Regions from separate parts of the Homo sapiens genome. Here region 1 is linked to region 2. The links are chromatin contacts, found by Hi-C or POLR2A ChIA-PET in ENCODE. All regions are on one chromosome and are shown on one strand. The core of a region is the stretch at or near the end of the contact, and the rest is flanking DNA. Distances in the headings are between cores, read along the strand shown. Region 1 holds the start of FCF1 (FCF1 rRNA-processing protein). Region 2 holds the start of RPS6KL1 (ribosomal protein S6 kinase like 1).

Region 1 (5,839 bases), core at 935-3,434, 210 kb after region 2:
ATATCTTTATATAAAGGTCATATCTTTATATAAATATCTTTATTCTGAAAATATATTTTAAATATTTTTTGGTGATACAGTCTCTCTTTTATGAACTGCTGGTGTGTTAAACAATGGCACTTATGTCTCTTAAAAGATCCCTGGCAAAGAAAAAGTTAATAATCCTAGATAATATCTCCAGGATTTTAGGGGAAATTTTACTGCTCCATAAAATCCCAAAACCTTCAAACCACTAGAATTGATATATGCTCATCGATATGACTTTCATCTACATAGTTGTGCTAGACTTACTAACAAATAAGTTAGCAAACCAGCTCAGGGAAAGCCTGGATTTCTAAGAGGTCTATGGTTTTAAAGGAAAACTTCAAACGTTTGATTACTCACACTTCTCTTTCCTTTAATGCGCTGGGATCCTTCTTTTCTTTCTTTTTAGGTTTTAATCTATCCTTTTCTTTACTAGGAAGAAAAAGGTAAATTAAATCCAAGGGAGAAGAAAAACCACAGCAATTAAAATCTCAAAAATCTAAAGTTCCATTTTTTTTTTTTTTTGGTCTACTGAAGAAATCCTACTTTGTGATATCCTCATGTTAATATCAGCATACTCTTTCTGAGCAAATAACTCTAGTGCAAAGCACAGTACCTGGAAGTATCAGAATTAACCAGTAATGCCAATAATGCATAAGAATTGTTAATGAGTAAATAAAAGCTGATTATACTATATTTATTTTTTAGTCAGAATCTCTCACATCAAGGATCACAATCCACTTCCAAGCAATGGGTAAAAGGGTGACAGTTATCTTCTGAAGATTCAGATGCTTTAACTTTTGGGGGAAAAGTATTACCCCATATGCTTCTTATAAAGGGCTAAAATGTAAAAACGCATATACAGAACTTAACCCTTAACTAGAAAGAAATTATTATTAATGGAGTGTCATTCCTAAAAATTACACAATACATCCACACTAAAGGCTGAGAATAATAATTCTGAAGGTTTTAACGACTATTCTCTTATTCTGAGACTCTTTTTTGTATTTTTAGTGGAGACAGGGTTTCACCGTGTTGGCCAGGCTGGTTTTGAACTCCTCACCTCAGGTGATCCACCCGCCTCAGCCTCCCAAAGTGCTGGGATTACAGGCGTGAGCCACTGCGCCCGGCTTTCTGAGACTCTTAAACTCAGTGAAGATCAGTCTTTATTTAATAGCTATGCTTATTCTACACTTAAGCAGGGACACCGCTTTGATCCTCTTCATACTAGGGAATTTCACTTCACTTTCTTCTTCCACAGTGATTTGGATTCTTATATTAGTAAGACTTATAAAATGGAGATATCTTGGAGTTTTCCCATTTTCTCTGACAAAAATATTTGAGTACCAGGCACTGGAAACGCCAGACAAACAAGGTCTCTAACCTTGCCATCTTTCAACAAGAAACACTCCCCTCGCCCCACCCCAGGGGAATGTAGTAGTGTAATGGTAAAAACATAAAGAGAACTATACGGACTTCACCGAACTGACATGAGGTTTAAATGCGATATGGCAGACAAAGCATATAACGGTAGAAAAAGTGAACACTTAAGAAATGTTTAATTCCCATCGCCTTTCCCAGTGTGATCGCTCAGCAGCTAAATTACTGTTAAACACTGGCTATCTCATGCTATATAAATCTAAGACACGATAATAAGCAAAAAACAAAATAATAACAACAAACATTTTTACTACTTATCCTCTCTAGACTCTTATTAGAATATCCCTGGGCAGTTGATTCCAGACACTCACAGCCTCTGATCTCTGAGACTAAGCATTCGCTTCATGGTCGCATACTTCCTTGTTTTCTTTTGCTTCCCCTTGAAACAGAAATTTTAGAATTAAAAAAGTTGGAAACACACGGCATCTTTTAAAGTCTCTTCTTTTCTCTTGTCTATTGCCTTCCCTTCTTGCCTCAAATAACCCAGACCCTCTTCCCCACTCTGTAAAGCATAACAGTCACCGCTTGGAGAAGTTTAAGAGCTAAGACCAGAATGAAAATATGCTAGGATAATGTGAAGGAAATTTGGCCACGGTCTGACTACCTCCTTCTCCACCCAAAAAGTGGCCTGATAACGTCCCTTCTTGGACCGTCTTCTCTCACCATGGTCACGCCAAACTCCTGGTTCTTCCGTAATCACCAACGGCGCAATACTTCTACGTCATTCACATACTGCTTCCGGCAAAGGATAGCCCGGAAGCGGAAACTCCTTGGGGAAAGGGCAATCCCCCGAGCCGGTTCCCAGGCCGGGTGGAGACCAACTCTGGGGTCTGTTGGTGGGAGAGTGGGGAGCCCGTCTTCTGCTGAGTGCTGCCGCCCCTTCCCAGGACAGCGGAGGTGGAACTTCGTCGCGCTGCAACCCCCGGCTCGGGTAACGTTTCTCTCCAGCCTTAGGCAGAGCCCAGAAGACCTGCCTTTACCAGAGTTCCAGAGAGAGAGGGAGGAAAAGGGTAGGGGGGTTCAGACTCCTGGTTTGCCCAGTAGTTTGGGGGAACACATTCTCCTCACCCTGTAGCGTTGGGGTATCCGGTGTCTATGGTCCAGCCCTGAGGCTGTGGTTCCTATTTGGTTTTCCTAGCCGATATGGTGCTTTGTGCAGCTAGGTGGATGATTGTTCTCGAGTATATACCGTGTACTCCTCTCGGTGAAGAGAGAAATGAAGCAGTGTTTGAGGGCCTAGACTATCGCTAGAGAATTGGGGCATAAGCTTGCATATGTTACTACTTACCCAAGCCAAGAAAATGGTGAGATACAATGCACATTTATTGTGAAGCCTTGGTGTGTCATCTTTAAGTAAAAAGGGAGAATTTGTGAGAACAAGGAGCGAAAGGTAGCTTTTTTCTTTGAGTACCTGCTATGTATTCCAGTGGTTCTTAACTTTTTGGAGATAACTTATTTCTTGAAAGTTTGTGGAAAGCCAGGAACAATTCTTTAAAAAATGGGCACACATACAGTTTGTAATACACTTAATGAGATTGGTGGACTCTGAAGCCCATCCGTGGACCCTCTGGGTGTCTGTAAACTTTAAATGAAAACCCCCATCCTGTATACTGTACTTGTCACTTTATTCATATTACCTTCTTTGACCTTCTCAATAACATAAATTCTTTTATTTTACATATGGGGAAATTGAGCCCCAGACTTTGTTCAGGGGTCTGTTTGAGTCTCGTGATTCCAAAGTCTGTACTTGTATTTCTTTTTTTCTTTTTCTTTCTTTCTTTCTTTCTTTTTTTTTCTTTTTTTTTTTTTTTTTTTTTTTTTTTTTGCACTTTGTCTTCCATTCTCCAGCTACTGATCAAGCTGGGAACGGAATGGGTACCTCTGTCATACTTTTCTTATTGCATGATGCTATCCTAGAGTTGGAAGTAAAATATGTTATCAGGTTTAAAAAAGAAGGTGACCATTGTATAACCCTTATGATGAAAACACGTTTATTGTTTAACACGAACTTTGGAGTCTGACTGATGGGGTTAAAATCCTTGCTCTGCCTTATAACTCGCCATGACATTGGGTGAGTTAATCTATCTGCATCTCAGTTTCTTTATCTGTAAAATGGAGATAATCATAGTAGCACTCTTTTATTGGGATGTTATCAGGACTTATGTTTATTCATAGTTAACATGCGAGGTCCCTAGAAGAGTGTAAACCAGACTACTCAGAGTGTTTTCTGTTGTTACCATTGTGTGTCTTCCAACTTGAGGATGTGTGGCAGGGTTGGAATTTTATGCCAATTTTATTTTATTTTATTTTATTTTATTTTTGAGACAGAGCCTCCCTCTGCTGCCCAGGTTGGAGTGCAGTGGCGCAATCTCGGCTCACAGCAACCTCCCCCTCCCAGGTTCAAGCAATTCTCCTGCCTCAGCCTCCCGAGTAGCTGGGACTGCAGGCATGTGTGTGCCACCATACCTTGCTAATTTTTGTATTTTTAATAGAGATGGGTTTCACCATGTTGGCAAGGCTGGTCTCAAACTCCTGACCTCAGGTGATCTGCCCACCTCGGCCTCCCAAAGTTCTGGGATTACAGACGTGAGCCACTGTGCCAAGCCCCAATTTTTTTTTTTTTTTTTTGAGACGGAGTTAGTTTCGCTCTTGTTACCCAGGCTGGAGTGCAATGGCGCAATCTCGGCTCACTGCAACCTCCACCTCCCAGGTTTAAGCGATTCTCCTGCCTCAGCCTCCTGAGTAGCTGGGATTACAGGCGTGCGCCAACACGCCTGGCTGATTTTATATTTTTAGTAGAGACGGGGTTTCTCCATGTTGGTCAGACTGGTCTTGAACTCCCGACCTCAGGTGATCCGCCCACCTTGGCCTCCCAAAGTGCTGGGATTACAGGCGTGAGCCACCGTGCCTGGCACCAGCCCAATTTTATTTTAACATAGTTGCACTGGAACTTGAACGTGTTCATAAACCTCAAAACATTAAGTTTTCAGGTCCTGGGATGCTCAATCGCAGGGTGATTTCTTCTGTTGATTTGGGTGTAAACTTTTTCTGCTTCTCCTTTCTCTTTCAGGCACACATTCATTTAGATGGCTTAATAGTTTACATATCTGTGGGCACTGAATTTTTGATGTAGAAATGGTAGCTACAGATACTGTATGTGCCTTCTGCTTTACCCCATTTGTGGTCACTAGAAGTTCCTAATCTTTCTGGAGCAGCTTGTCTCTGTCAAGCTGCCATTCATGTGTAGAGCTAATAGCAACCAGTTTTTTGATGTATCTCTTGGTGATTAGACAATAAGCTTTTTATTGTCTAAAAGCTAAAATAACATGGTCAGTTATTCTTCTTAAACATTTGACTCATTAGTATTATATATAGGTTCAGAGGGAAAATTGCATATCATTAAATAGTAATTTGCATTTAAATTTAGGCACTGACAGAAAAACGCTCTTCTGGTAATGTGTACTTTGAATTTTGGAATCCATGAACAACAACAACTTAAAAAAAGGCCATTTGTAATTTCTATTGTAACCTCTATTGAGAGTGTTCTGATTTCCTTGATTGTTAATACCTAATAGGGAGCTAAATTAGTGTAGGAACACCATGGGGGATAAGAACATACTTAGAAAAATTTGTTTTTGTTGCATTGTAATTTTATTGCAATCTGAGGTTCTTATAGCGTGAAATGAAAGTGGTCAGATACTCTACAGCATTCTTTGATGGGGATGGAAAGTGGGGGATGCGAAGCTGGGAGGTAGTGTTGATTTGTGATGGATGGGAGCAGAAAGTAATTGCTTTTGGGCACATACTTGTGAGGAAAAGAAATGATTTTAGTCCTTCTCAGCAGTCAAGAGGGTTGTTTTGCATTTTTCTGCAGTCTTGAAGAGAAAAAATCACCCAAGGCATTGGACACACAGTTTGAACACATAATTGGGCTTGGACTTCATTCCATTCACTAATTGGTCTAACTTACTAATTTAAGTTGGTATCAAATTTCTTTGTAAAATTATTCTGGATAATGAAAGACTCCTTAAAGAACATCTTGTATTTCAATGTTAGAAAGTTATAAGTAGATTCACTTTTTTGTCCATTTTCAAGTTATAGTTTTTACATTTATTTTTCTGACTTACATGATAGGACTTTTTTTCTCCCAACAAACATTAGTCGCTGTTAATTATTTTTCAATTAACTTGCCTGCCCCTAAATGTGGTAGCATGGCATACAGCATGTTCTGCTTCTGAGGTCTTGATATTGAATTGGTTTGTAAGAATACCTCAGAGATAGATTACTGCCGCTTGGTCATTCATTCAGAAAGCATTTATTGAGGGCCCATTCTGTCCTGGGCAATCTCACCACAGTCCTGTATTACAGAAAGACT
Region 2 (5,051 bases), core at 209-2,708:
GGATGTGTTTTAAAAGTTTACTTTTGGGCCAGATGTCATGGCTCACGTTTGTAATCTCAACACTTTGGGAGGCTAAGGTGGGTGGATCACCTGAGCTCCAGAGTTTGAGACCAGCCTGGGCAATATGGTGAAACCCCATCTCTACTAAAAAAAAAAAAAAAAAAAAAAAAAAAAAGGAAATTAGCCGTACTGCAAACCTAGGGTGGTAGGTAAAGAAGTGAGGCCTAGAGTGTATTTTGGTTTGTTTTCTTGTTTTGCTTTTAAGAGGGGAGAAACAAGCATTATGTTTGTATCAGGTGGGAATTATCTAGTGGGAGAGACGGGAGAATCGCTGGAGTGGTGTCGCTGAGTAGGTGATGGCACGGGACTGATGCCCACCTGGAAGGGTGGCCTTCGATGGGGCACAGACAGTCACCTGTGGAAAAAGGTTGGAAGCAGAGTGTGGGCACAGCCCCGCCCGCGGGCCAAGAGCAAGCCTGTGGGAGTCTGTGCGCCACTGCTGTCAAGGGAAGGATGAAGCAACAGTGCTGGCTGAGAGTGAGGATAGGGGGACGGGTGGGAGTCAGAGGGAGAAAGTATGAAAGGGTGTCTAAGGTAGAGCAAGTGCAGCCGGGGGACAGTGTGAAGCCAGTCAGCACTGAACCTGCAGGTGAGATCTGTGTCACAGGGTTGCCTGTGATCTGTTGCCCCATCACCCAGGCTGGAGTGCAGTGACACGATCTCGGCTCGCTGCAGCCTCAACCTCCCGAGCTCACTCCATCCTCCCACCTCAGCCTCCTGAGTAACTGGGACCACAGGCACACGCCACCATGCCCAGCTAAATTTTGTAATTTTTATAGAGATTGGGTCTACCTATGTTGCCCAGGCTGGTCTTGAACTCCTAGGTTCAAATGATCCTCCCGCCTCAGCCTTCCATAATGCAGAGATTACAGGCATGAGCCACCGCACCCGGCCTATGTCTTGAATTTTAAGCTCGGTTCTGATATCAAAAGCCTTCTATTGCTGGGTTCTTTACTCTCGGTAGCCCTCACTAGACTGTAAGCCCCATGCGGATGTAAACAGCGCTGTCTAGTTCACGGCTGTATCTCAACATCCAGCTCCTCATGCATGGGAGACTCTCAATACATAGCATTGAATCGTTGAATAAATGAATGAAGCAATGAATGAGAAAAGTCCTAGAAGTGGCACGTCTAGATTTCTGAAGCAGCCCCTTCCGCATCCCTGGATGATTCTAGACCTGCTCTCCCCACCCACCCCACATCCCATCCCACCCTCCCCTCTCTAAACCGCCCCCCGCCCCTCACAGCCCAGCCGTGCAGACCTTGCGGCTTTAAGGCCGGCAGGAGCCGAGCCGGGCGGTGATTGGTGGTTTATTCTAAGGCTCAAGTATGAGCTCATCCGCAGCCAATGGCCGCGCTGCACCGGCTGGCCCCGCACGCTGGATGCCGGAAAGCAGCGGCCCGCGGCGCGCTCTGGCGTGAAGGGCCGGTACGTGAGGGGGAGGCCTGGCCCGCGGACCCGGCTCCCAGCTCGGGCAGGTACGGTGTTTTGTCCGGTCCCTTCTCCACCCTCCCAGGCGAGGGGCCCCCTCGGCCGTCCCTCCACCCTGGGACCGTGCACCTTGCGGCTGGGGCCCCGTGGGTTGCACGCGCCGCTTTCTGTGTCCAGGCGGGGCCGGCGGCTCTGCCCGGCAGGACCCTGCCCGGCGGGGTGGACCCTGAAGCCAGTCCTACCCGGGCACCCCCCAGAGCAAGGCCTCAGAGCCTCAAGTTCCCCTGGGCTTGGCCGAGCAGGGATGGTGCGGCCTCCCTCTGCCTCCTGGCCGCATCCTGGCCGGGATTCAGCTCCCCGCCGGCTGAGGCTGTGGGTCTCCCTCCCCGCCCCACCGCCCATCCTGCTCTCTCCTCTTTCTCTCCAAATGACCTGGGGTTGGAAGTTCCGGGTCCTGCCCATTCCCAGTGGGACCTGGGAGAGCAAAGGCGGGGTAGCTTTGTGGGCCTCTCTCTGAGCCCCTTCCCTTCCCGCAGCCACGGCTGTCATCCCTTTGGCCGCCTGGGTCACACATTGCTCAGGAAGAAGCTGCTGTCAGGTCCTTGGAGGCCACATGACCTTCTCAAAAGTAAAGCCAGGAGGACAGAGCGACCCTCCCTGGGGCTGGGTCACCCTGCCCTCTTCTACCCCCCATCCAACGTGGCACCGAGTCTGCCACTCAGTCATTCCGTCTGCCAACAGTTCTTACAGCCCAGCTCTGTGCTCTGCTCTCTGCTGGCTCCAGGAGGGGTCCTCACTCGCTGACCACACTGACCTCAGGACCAAGGGAACAAAACACAGCAGGGGCAATCCATCCGGTCCACGGAGAAGTGCTAAACCCCAAAGGGTAAATGAGATTCCCACAGGAGGAGCAGGGAGGAGACAACAGGCAGGGTGGAGGGAACAGCATGAGGAACAGCATTTGAGCCCAGCGTGTGTGGCCTCCATGTGCTGAATGCGTACTGGATACCAAGCTTGCTCTACGGAGGCCCTGTGAAGGTGGCTGTGGATCACAGATATCCTCAGCTCTCTCCAGAGCTCAACACAGTACCAGATGCTCCAGAAATGTTTGCTGAACTGAATTTGACTGGAAAGGAAAACAGAGCCCCAGGCCTGCGCGGTGGCTCACGTCTATAATCCCAGCACTGTGGGAGGCCGAGGCAGACGGATCACTTGAGGTCAGGAGTTCAAGACCAGCCTGGCCAACATGGTAAAACCCCGTCTCTACTACAAATACAAAACATAGCCAGGTGTGGTAGGCAAGTGCCTGTAATCCCAGCTACTTGGGATGCTGAGGCAGGAGAATTGCTTGAACCTGGGAAGTGGAGGTTGCAGTGAGCCGAGATCGCACCACTGCAATCCAGCCTGGGTGACATAGCGAGACTCTGACTCAAAAAAAAAAAAAAAAAAGAAAAGAAAACAGAATCCTGAGCTGGTTATGATTCTATCATTACCACCACTTAGGAAGGACCTGGATCCATGAAAAGACCTTACCCACTTTAGCTCTGACCCCTTCAGTCTTTGGAGGTGAATATGAGTCTCCCTGACATTCAGTGGAGGAAACTGGGGTGCGGATAGGGGTGTTGCTACCAGCTAGGTCCTCCCTAATGCATTTGCCCATTCCAGGTCCCAGCTGCAGGGCAGCCATGAGCCTGGTGGCCTGTGAGTGCCTGCCCAGCCCCGGCCTGGAGCCTGAGCCTTGCTCACGAGCACGGTCCCAAGCTCACGTGTACCTGGAGCAGATTCGCAACAGGGTGGCTCTGGGAGTGCCTGACATGACAAAACGTGACTATCTGGTGGATGCGGCCACGCAGATCCGGCTGGCCCTGGAGCGCGATGTTAGTGAGGACTATGAGGCGGCCTTCAACCACTATCAGAATGGCGTGGACGTGCTGCTCCGTGGCATACACGGTGAGGACCGGGGCTGGGCAGGGCTGGGGTGGGTGGGGAAGGGCCAGTGCAGGGCTCTTCCTGTCACCCATCTGTCTTGTCCCCTGTCCATTTGTACTGAGTGAGCACGGCACTATGCTGGCCTGCAGGGCCTCCATAAAAGACAATGATAGCTGGCACTTATTAAGCAGTTTCTACATGCCAGGTACTATTCTAAGGGCTTCATGTAGATTCATTCATTTGAGTGTCACAGTAATAGAAATTACTATATATGTTGTTGTATGTTGTTCCAAGCACACAGGAACCATTTTTTACATTCTCATGTTCCAGATGAGGAAGCTGAGGCATGGGGCAGTTCAGTAGCTTGCTCAAGGCTCCACAGCTATCAAATGGCACAATTGGGGTTTCACTTCACAGGCTGTGTACTTGGCCCACTACACCTGACTGTTCCTGGAGCTGGGCTGGGCTCCTGCCCTCTGGGAGTTTGCATTCTAGTGGGGGGAGACTGATGAGTTGATTTGGACCATTATAGTCTCAGGTAGGAAGAGGATTAGTGGGGAAGTGAAGAGAGGAAAGAGGGAAACTGAGGTCAGACTGGGCCGGCCTAGAGCATTTTCTAGATGTTAGATCTCTAATCTGAGCACTGGAGAATGGTAGGTGCGTTATCCAGCTGAAGAACTGGCTAGAGTTCCAGAAAGAACATTCAAGGCCTAGAGGCGAGAGGGGAGGTCCCTCCAGGGCAGCATGAGGAACTTCCATGTCAGGGGAGAGGCTGGTGCTGAGGCCATTTTGAGACGCCTGTGGGCCCTGGTGGCCAGGCCTTGAGGTGGGCACTGGGCCCTTCCTGCCCTCTGGCTGAAGAGACCCTTCAAGCCTGGGCTTCCAGTCTGTCCAGCAAATTCCTTTATCCCCCGATCCTGGTCCCCACCCTAGCCTTCTTTACACTGGGCATCAGAGATGGAAGAAGCAATGCTCTCTGGAATCTTCTATCCCCTCCTCTGAAAAAATGGATGGGGAAATCCCCACCCTGTCCCTTCCCAGGGTGTGACAGCCGCCAGCAAGGCGGTGGGTGCTAATGGTGAAGTGCTGTCTGCTGAGGAGTGACCCTGGTTCCTAACCTCCTCCTGCCAGCTCCCTTCCTCCTCCTTCCTGGCTGGCCCCCCACCCCAGAGGAGGGGCTCATGAAGCAATCTGGGGGCAGAATCTGCCGAACCAGCCTTAGAAACAGGAGCTCACTCCTTGGGAGGGTAGAGGGCAGGCAATGGGAGCTGGAACTCCAGCCCTCCGAGGCCATGGCTGGGGACCCTGGTGACTCTTGTCTCCCACAGTTGACCCCAACAAGGAGCGACGTGAGGCTGTGAAGCTGAAAATTACCAAATACCTGCGGCGGGCAGAGGAGATCTTCAACTGCCACCTGCAGCGGCCGCTGAGCAGTGGAGCCAGCCCCAGCGCGGTGAGGAGACCCCCCCCACCCAAAGGCCTGAGCGGGAGGAGGGCTCTGAGGGGAGACTGCGGAGGCCCCGACACCCACAGGCCCGCCCTGGGCTGCAGGGCAGAGGCCGGCAGTGGAAGTCATTATTTGGGCTGGAGTGTGCCAGGGCGGCCCATCTTCTTTTCCTCCTGGCTTCCTC

The links. A loop is a pair of places that touch in the nucleus more often than their neighbours do. ChIA-PET counts read pairs that join two places held with the same protein, here RNA polymerase II (POLR2A). Pooled maps may share reads with other maps.
Region 1: a pooled map shows a loop between it and region 2 (2.8-fold over the local background). The contact joins the promoter of FCF1 here to the promoter of RPS6KL1 in region 2. A Hi-C loop is called at or near these places in 1 of 50 pooled maps. POLR2A ChIA-PET finds 5 or more read pairs at or near these places in 2 of 52 experiments (OCI-LY7 and PC-9).

The regions. Positions count from the first base shown.
Region 1 is chr14:74,709,489-74,715,327 of GRCh38, reverse strand. It overlaps FCF1 (FCF1 rRNA-processing protein), which reads right to left and starts at 2,184. Exons shown (of 8, transcript NM_015962.5): 1 at 2,128-2,184; 2 at 1,776-1,843; 3 at 385-456. The coding sequence starts at 2,130. It overlaps AREL1 (apoptosis resistant E3 ubiquitin protein ligase 1), which reads left to right and starts at 2,248. Exons shown (of 20, transcript NM_001039479.2): 1 at 2,248-2,395. RefSeq lists an enhancer at 2,071-2,350.
Region 2 is chr14:74,919,667-74,924,717 of GRCh38, reverse strand. RPS6KL1 (ribosomal protein S6 kinase like 1) reads left to right here and starts at 1,458. Exons shown (of 12, transcript NM_031464.5): 1 at 1,458-1,538; 2 at 2,233-2,740; 3 at 3,157-3,441; 4 at 4,749-4,873. The coding sequence starts at 3,177. RefSeq lists silencers at 1,233-1,292, 1,383-1,792 and enhancers at 1,163-1,933, 1,934-2,705.